Regions from separate parts of the Homo sapiens genome. Here region 2 is linked to region 1. A link is an interaction called in ENCODE POLR2A ChIA-PET data of the cell type or tissue named here. Cell type or tissue: IMR-90. All regions are shown on one strand. Links, peaks and the distances in the headings refer to the core of each region. The heading gives the core; the rest is flanking DNA. Region 1 overlaps RAD18 (RAD18 E3 ubiquitin protein ligase). Region 2 overlaps LOC107984112 (a long non-coding RNA gene).

What was found. Peaks named below come from ENCODE experiments on the same cell type or tissue, not always from the same donor. Only the 100,000 strongest peaks of a DNase experiment are listed, where the experiment ranks them.
Region 2: POLR2A ChIA-PET joins it to region 1 with 7 read pairs; 2 of 35 experiments call an interaction of 5 or more read pairs at or near these places.

Annotation. Positions count from the first base shown.
Region 1 is chr3:8,916,687-8,921,085 of GRCh38, reverse strand. All of the region lies in intron 7 of RAD18 (RAD18 E3 ubiquitin protein ligase), which reads left to right. Among named protein-coding and RNA genes, the nearest start is that of RAD18, 45 kb to the left of the region's middle. In IMR-90, for the core only: no CTCF peak of the experiment used is centred there; no DNase peak of the experiment used is centred there.
Region 2 is chr3:8,849,731-8,854,129 of GRCh38, reverse strand. It overlaps LOC107984112 (a long non-coding RNA gene), which reads left to right. Exons shown (of 2, transcript XR_007095814.1): 1 at 1-1,251. Among named protein-coding and RNA genes, the nearest start is that of OXTR, 82 kb to the right of the region's middle. In IMR-90, for the core only: no CTCF peak of the experiment used is centred there; a DNase peak (open chromatin) is centred at 2,239.

The sequences.
Region 1 (4,399 bases), core at 149-4,148:
TTTAACTGCCTGAAAATAAGTTATATAGTGTTTACCCTTTACCCCTAAATATGTCCTTGTATTATTTCTTAAGAAAAAAAGATTCTCTTTTATTGCCACTGTAGTTAGTACTTGTAGTAGATTTAACTTTGTTATAATACTTTTATTCATCTATCCAGTTTTGTTAGTGGACCCAATAATAACCTTTGTAGATTTTTTTTCCTGCAGTACATGATCCAGTTTTGGATCACATATTGCATTTCGTGGTAATATCTTTTCAATCTCTTTCAATCTAGAATAATTCCTCAGCCTTTCTTTGTCTTTTATGACACTGGCCTTTTAAAAGAATACAGTCTTTGTTGTGTGTGTGTGTTTTTCAAGTAAAATCTTCTCATTCTGGCAGAAAATTCAGATTATGCCTTCCTGGCCAGAATACTATATAAGTGATGTTTTGTCTTCGGAATATTACATCTAGAGCCATTTGACATCTGTGTACCCCTCATTTGTGATATCAGGCCTGATCACCTGGCCAGTTTCTCTCTGGTTTATACTTTACATCCGCTGCCTTGCTACTAATAAGAAGTCTGCAGAGACACTTCAACACTATGTAGCTATTCTATACCTCATTAAGATTTCACCCCTATATTTAGCATCCTTTGGTAATTTTTCTCTAAACTATTCTTTTCTGTGATAGTTGCAAAATGATGATTTTTCAACTTTAGCATTGGTTTCACAGTTGCTAATTGATACTTGGCATGATTCTGAAAACAAGAGCCCTTCCCTCTGCCTTATTATTATTTTCTTTTTCTTTTTTTTTTTTTTTTTTTTGAGACGGAGTCTCGCTCTGTCGTCCAGGCTGGAGTGCAGTGGCACGATCTCGGCTCACTGCAAGCTCCGCCTCCCAGGTTCACGCCATTCTCCTGCCTCAGCCTCCCGAGTAGCTGGGACTACAGGCGCATGCCATGCCTGGCTAATGTTTTGTATTTTTAGTAAAGATGGCATTTCACCGTGTTAGCCAGGAAGGTCTCAATCTCCTGACCTCGTGATCTGTCTGCCTTGGCCTCCCAAAGTGCTGGGATTACAGGCGTGAGCCACTGCGCCCGGCCTGCCTTGTTATTTTCTTATTTGTCTCTTATGAATATGGATTCACAGATTTTTAACTCATTACTTCTCTTAATTATTTTCGTGTTTGTATTTTTCCACATTTGGCCAGCAGGAGTGTCTTCATTCTAATTCCTGTCCTCATGACATACACCCCCATTATTTTCATTACCGTCTTCTTATTTCTAACATAACAAGATATTGCAGACTTTTCTTGCTCTTCCATGCCCCAGCCCTGAAATCAGCCATTTCTTTGAGGAGCGCTGGTCCTTTTTATTGGTGAAACCAAGATATGGCTACCAGCTATGCTCATTGCTACTTGGTGTCTTTGCTTCTAGGCTATTTGAGCAGATGAAGCTGGGAAATATATGCATATATGTGCATATATATACATACGCACACGTGGATACATATATACATACACATGCATGTATGCATATATATACATGTAAATCCATGTACACTTACATGTTTCAAGGCTCTCAAAAGTATTTCATACTGTAGCAGTTTTGTTTTGTCTCCAGAGCATTAATTGCCTGTTGGATCATTTTTATGATGGTAGCTTTAAAATTCTTGTCAGATAATTCCAGCAACTGGGTTGTCTCAGGTATTGGCATCTTGTCTTTTTTCATTCGAGTCGTGATTTTCCTGGTTCTTAATATGTCAAGTTTTTTTTTAAATTGTATTCTGAGTATTTTTTATATTCTAATGACATTCTAGGTTCTATTTAAATATTCTAATTTAGCAGGAAGTCATCTTGTTTAAGTTTAGCATGCAGATCCTGGCCTATTTTTGTAGGCTGTGGTTCTAATGATGATTTAGTTCCCAGATCCCTTGAAATGTTATTTTGGTCTACTTTATTTAATTGCTACCTAGAGACTGTTGTGAATACCTGATATTCCACACTGTGGTTCAGTTTTCAAACCTTTTGGCATATTAATTGTAAACAATTTCACATGTTGGTCGGGGATGCCCTGCACAGGCTGAAGGAATTCTTTTCTCCAGTTTCCTTCTCTTTGATATTCTCTTCTCAGTTATTAGTTGAGAGGGTGCAGTTGTCAGCTGCCATCATTGGATGGGGTGTAGAAGTCTGAGCTCCTCACTAGGCTTCCACTGACATTGTTGCTATGGGAGGACATCCTGCACTAGGACCCCTTCCACCTCTGGTTGATGGGTAGAAGTCCATGCTCCCCACTTGCTCTCTGATAATACTGCACAGGGCAGGGAGCATCAGCAGTGTTTTGCTTGGGTAGGTCAAGTATTATCAAGGTTTCTGGGTACCCTCTTTTTCAGTCCTTTGCTTATAAAGAGTAGATTTTTCTTGAGGCTTTTTTGTCTGTTTCTCTTGATGGCTCTGGACTTCTCCAGAGCATAGTCTATAAGATACAGAATACAAAGACACCCCAGGGTGACACACAGTGTCATTCCTCACATGCTGAGATCTTAGCCAGTCCATCTTCCTCTTTCTACTTTCCAGAGTTCTCTTATAGTTGTCTGTTATATATCAGGGTTTTTAGTTGTACTTAGCGGAGAAATGAGTCTAATCCATCTTGTTTGGAAGAAGAAATACTTTTTAATGTATTTTAAATTTCTGTTTTAGGGGCAAACACATTTAAGATTATGTCTTCTTGGTAAATTGACCCTTTTATCACGATATAATTTCCCTTTTTTTTTTTTTTTTTTTTTTGAGATGGAGTTTCACTCTAGTTGCCCAGGCTGGAGTGCAATGGCACCATCTCAGCTCACTACAACCTCCTCCTCCTGGATTCAAGCGATTCTCCTGCCTCAGCCTCCCAAGTAGCTGGGACTACAGGCATGAGCCACCATGCCGTGCTAATTTTTGTATTTTCAGTAGGGACGGGATTTCACCATGTTGGTCAGGCTGGTCTCGAACTCCTGACCTCAGGTGATCCACTCGCCTCGGCCTCCCAAAGTGCTGGGATTACAGGCATGACCCACTGCGCCCGGCCCCTAATTTCACTCTTTATCCCTGATAACATTCATTGTTCTGGAGCCTATTGCGCCTCATATTAATAAAGCTCCTCCAGGTTTCTTTTCATGACTGTTTACATGAGACATCTCTTTCCATACTTTTATTTTTAACCTATCTTTTTATTTAAAATGGGTTATTTTTGATAGTATATAGTTTGGTCTTGCTTTTTTATCCAATCTGACATCCTCTGTCTCTTAATTGGTGTTTTAAAACCCTTTCTTTAATGTAAATACTGGTGCAGTTGGCTTTGAATTTAATATCTTGCTGTTTTTTCCTTTGTTCCGTCTCCTTTTTGTTATCTTTTTTTGCTGTTTTTTGGATTGAGCATTTTTATTATTATATTTTATTTCTATTATTGTCTTATTACTTTACCTCTTTTTCAAAAAATTTTAGTGTTCTCTCTAGGGTTTGCAGTGTACATCTTTCATTAGTTACAGTCAAGTAATTATACAGCCTCACTTGTAAGAAACTTTTAACAGCATACTCCCAACTCCTAATTCTTTGTATTGTTATTGTCATGAATTCCTTTTACATATACTGTTAAACCATTACATTGCTATTGTTTGTCCATTAAACAGTTATCTTTTAGAGTAGTTAAAAACGAGAAAAAAGTATATTTTATACTTATCTTCATGTTTACCATTTTCACCAGTTTTCATTTCTTCTTAGGTAAGTTTCTCTCTGGTTCTTCTAATTGAAGAACTTGTTTTAATACTTTTTGTAATGGAGGGCTGCTAATAATACTTTCTCTCAGCTTATGATTTCCTCAGAAAGTTTTTGTGTTTCACTTTTGAAAGATATTTTTATTAGAATTCTGGATTGGCGGGCTTTTTTCTAATGCTTTAAAGATGTCACTCTATTGTTATCTGGCTTGAATAATTTCTGATGAGAAGTGTAATGTAATTCTTGATTTTTCTTTATATAATGTGTCTTTTTCCTCTGATGGCCACATGATTTTGTCTTTGTGTCTATATGCATGTTGTTGTCATTTTGGGTTTGTTTTTATATCTGTGTTGCTTGATCTTTGAAATTCTTGCATTTGTGGTTTGGTGTCTTTCTTATATTTGGCAAATTCTAGACAGTTCTTCAACGATTTCTTCTCCTCCCTTTTTTCTTCTTCTGTGATTTCTATTATGTGTATATTTCTTGATATTGTCCCATAGCTCTTAGAGGCTCTGTTCTGTTACAATTTTTTTTCTTTTTCCTTTTTTTCTCTCTCTGTGTTTCAGATTGGATAATACCAATCCAATTTTAGGTTCACTGATTCTTTCCTTAGCTGAGTCAAGTTATCTGTTACTGTGTTGGTTTTATGTGTCTATATCTATA
Region 2 (4,399 bases), core at 214-4,213, 67 kb after region 1:
ATGCCTTATTCTGTATCACTCATAACAGTTCCGCTTCTCTGACTGAACTCTTTCCTAACTCACACGTAGCTGTCTTCCTCCACACACTGCCAATCTTATCATTCTATTCTACCCTGGCATGTTACTGACTTTTATTAGTGCCTTGCCATTACCTAGAAAATCAAGTCCACATCCCTAAGGGTGGCATTCAAAGCCCTCCATCAGCTTTACCAAAGCCTATCCTCTTAGCTGCTACACTGAACTGCTTTCCAGAAGGCCTGGGAATGAATCTGCCTCTGCCTCCTATTAGCTATGAAGCCTCGGGCTAGTCAATTTCCACTGAACGTCAGTTTTCACATCTATAAAATGGCAAAACCATCCTGCAAGACTGATGTTCTGCCCACACCACAGTTGTTTACTGCCTGTGTGTTCTTTGATGGGTTGGTTCCCATTTCTTGCCAGTTCTTGGATATTTTGAATAGCACCCCGAATTATTTTTCTGTTGCTGCATAACAAATTGCCACAAACACAGTGGTTTCACAATCCTTTATTATTTCGCAGTTTCTATAGTTCAGAGTCTGGGCACAGCAGAGCTGGATTGCCCGTTCAGGGTCTCACAAAGCAACATCAAGGCGTTGGCTGGGGCCCCATGGTGATCTAGAGGATAGGGTCCTCCTCTGAGCTCATTCGGGATGTGGGCAGAATTCAGTTCCTTTTGTCTATGGGGCAGAGTCCCTGTATTCTTGCTGGCTCTCAGCTGGAGGTTGATCTCAGCCCCTAGAGGCCATGCTCAAGTCCTAGCCATGTGGGCCTCTTCCAGCACGGCTACTCACATCTGCAAAGCCAGCAGGAGAATCTCTCTCCAGCCTGCTAGGACAGAGTCTTACATAACACAACCCAGTCAGGGAAGTGACTCCCCATCATGTTCCCAGGGCCTGACCGCTGGGGAGGACCCAATGGGAGGAGATTTTACAGAGCATGTGCATCGGGAGCTGGGAATCTTGGGGCTACCTTAGAATTCTGTCCAGCACAAACCCCGTTACCTCTCAGCACTGTGAGTTGAAAAAAAAACAAAAGGGCTTAGCATAGGGCCTGGCCTGCTGTTTGTCTTTTATATATATTCATTAAATCTCTTTCTCTGACTTATTCATGATTACTGGAGGGCAAAGGATCCCACCTTGTTGTTTTCTCTGTATCTCCAGCACCTGGCATATGGCACGCCCAGGACCCATGGTCCCCTGCGAGTGGAAGGATAGATACAAATGGAGACAGGTAAGGGGCTTCAGGAGGAGCCAAGGAGCAGGGTGGGGGCTGGAGGGCAGGCTCAGATATAAGCAGGCAGAGGGTATCTGTGGTGACGGAAGGCACGTTTTGCCTCCCTCCGCTGTCTCAGATCCCATGCTATGTCACCCTCAGCCTTGGTTGCTGCTGCTACTAACAAATGAGCTGTTCATGCCACCCCCACAAGAGTCTCTGTAGAGGATCCTGGAAGAGCTGCTCCAGAAAGGAAGGGAGGCACCGGGCACCTGCCCAATTAGCTTGGTGACCTCTCTGGTGCAGAGGCTGTCTTCTCTCATCCTGCTCTTTCCCCCAGAGGGGCCCAGTGGGACAGTCCTGAAAATGCAATGTAGAAATCCCAGCTGAGGTGCCCTCCAGAATCCAGGGCTCCAGCTGTGAATACTTCAGCAAGAAGGAGCCTTGTGCCAGGGAAGGTGGCGGAGGGCGGGGTGGAAGAATTGACAGGGCTGGTGTGAGGAATTAGGGCGCTTGGATAACCAGGTGCAAAGGGAGTTCTGCACCCATGCCTTTGCTTATGTCCTTCCCCCAGAGCCCAGTCCTTGCCCACCTCCTTCATGGTGCTTTCCTCCAACACCCCTGAATGAAAGCAGCTGGCTCTTGTTGTTCATGGGCAGTGGGTTTCAGTGAAGGTCTCTGGAGCAGAGTTCAGGACCCCCTAGGTCCTACTTTGTCTAGTAACATGCTATGCAGATGGGGCATGTCAGTTACTTCCTCTAGGAATCAAATTTTTGTACCCTTTAAATGAAGGATCTGGAGCCCAGGACCTCTAGGGTGTCTGTCAGTTTCACATTTGGAAACGCTTCAATTCCAAAGACCTATCTTATCTTATTCTGGTATCTTGCTTTTGTCCCTTCTCCTGCTGGCCTTGAGCTAGGGCTGTGCATGGCCTCGAGCTAGGGCTGTGCATGGCCTCAGTGCTTCCATGTGGGCTGAATTTCATACCACAGATGTTTGCTGAATGAACATCATGCCTGGGACTACTGGTTCTATTTTTAGGAGCGTGCTGGAATTTCTAACCAGACTGTGAGCTTCCTGAGGTTAGGGTTTGGAGTGTGCCGCACCTCAGAACCCAGAGGAGACTGAGAAAGGACCCAGGGAACACTGGGGATGAAAACTTTCTATACTCTCTCCATCTACATAACAAACAGAACTCATTCCTGTATTTTGGAAAACACAGACATCTGCACTTTGTCCCCAGAGATCCTGATTTAATTGGCCTATGGTTGGACCTGGGAGGTGATGTTATCCGGAAGCTACCCTAGATGATTGAGCTGGGGTGAGAAGCCCTGGGCTCAGTTAATACCTGAGAGCAGTTCCACCTCTGCCATTCTGTGACTCCTGCACTCCCCATACGTGCTGTTGGTACAGGGCAGAGGAGCCCTATGTGTGAAAACTACTTAGGGCTTTACATTTTTTACTGGTAATAGGAGTTGTGAATCTTCTTGATGAAGCTCATATTTTATGCTTGGTTCTTTGTAGACATTCTCTTTTAATTGAGTCTTCATAGCAACTCTGTGAGATCAATTTCATGATTGCCATTTTAGAGATGAGGACTCGGGAGCTCAGAGAGGGGACTTGATCTGCACAAGGTCACACAACGAGCTAATCAGTGGCTGAGCTGGGATTTGACCCCATATCTGTCTGACTTCAAACTCCATGCTCTTTTCAAACTGGAAAGCTCAAGATAAGTAGCCATTTAGGTAGTTTTTTGGAAATATGCAATTTGGAGCTACTTTAGTACCTAACCAGGGAAAGGGAAGTCTCCCTCTTTTCTGTTTTGGTTATACATTATCCCTAAAGCATCTGGTTCTGCTGCCTTTGACAAAGATGCTCTCTTCTTGAACCAAACTTTAGTCCGGCTCCTCTGAACCTGCTTCTCAACTAGGCCTGGACATTTGTGCTTTTGCGTTTGTCTCTATATTGCCTTGAATGGTTAAAAAAAAGCGCGGCTGGGCGTGGTGGCTCATGCCTGTAATCCCAGCACTTTGGGAGGCTGAGGTGGGCAGATCACGAGGTCAGGAGTTTGAGACCAGCTTGAGCCACATGGTGAAACCCCATCTCTACTAAAAATAACAAATTAGCCAGGTGTGGTGGCATGTGCCTGTAATATCAGATACTCAGGAGGCTGAGGCAGGAGAATCGCTTGAACCCAGGAGGCAGAGGTTGCAGTGAGCCGAGGCCACAGCACTCCAGCCTGGGCGACAGAGCAAGACTCTGTCTCAAAAAGAAAGAAAGAGAAAGAAAGAAAGAGAAGGAAGGAAGAAAGGAAGGAAGGAAGGGAGGGAGGGAGGGAGGGAAAGTGTGGCATATATGCACAATGGAATATACTATTCAGGCTTAAGAGAGAAGGAAATCAATCCTGTTGTTTTCAACAGCATGGATGAACCTGGAAGACACTATGCTAAGTGAAATAAGCCAGTCACAGAAACACAAATACTGCAAGACCCTGTTTATATGTGGAACCTAGAAAAGTTGAACTCATAAAAGCAGAGAGTAGAATATTGGTCACCAGAGGATGGAAGAGTGGGTGGTTGAGGAATGGGGAGATATTGATCAAGGGGTGTGCAGTTTCAGTGAGATAAGAGAAATGAGTTTTGCTGATCTATTACACAGAGTAGTGACTATAGTTAATAATAATGTATTGTGTATTTCAAAATTGCTACAAGAAGGCCAAGGCAGGAGGATTGCTTGAGGCCAGGAGTTTGAGACCAGCCTGGGCAACATAGCAAGACCCCCAGCTCTACCAAAAAAAAAAAAAAAAGTTAGCCAGGTATGGTGGCTCATGCCTGTAGTCCTAGCTACTCAGGGTGCTGAGGTGAGAGGATCACTTGAGCCCAGGAGTCTGAAGTTAGAGTGAGCTATGATCATGCCACTGCACTCCAGCATGGGTGACATAGTGAGACTGTCTCAAAAAAAAAAAAAAAAAGCTAAATGAGTAGATTTTAAGTAATTTCATAACCCAAAAAATGTTAAGTATGTGAGGTGATGGATATGTTAATTAGCTTGATGGAATCATTCTGCAATGTAAACATATATCAAAACATCAAGCTTGACCCACATAGGAAGACCCCATCTCTCCAAAGGAAAAAAAAAAATGCTGGTTGTGGTGGCACACGCCTGT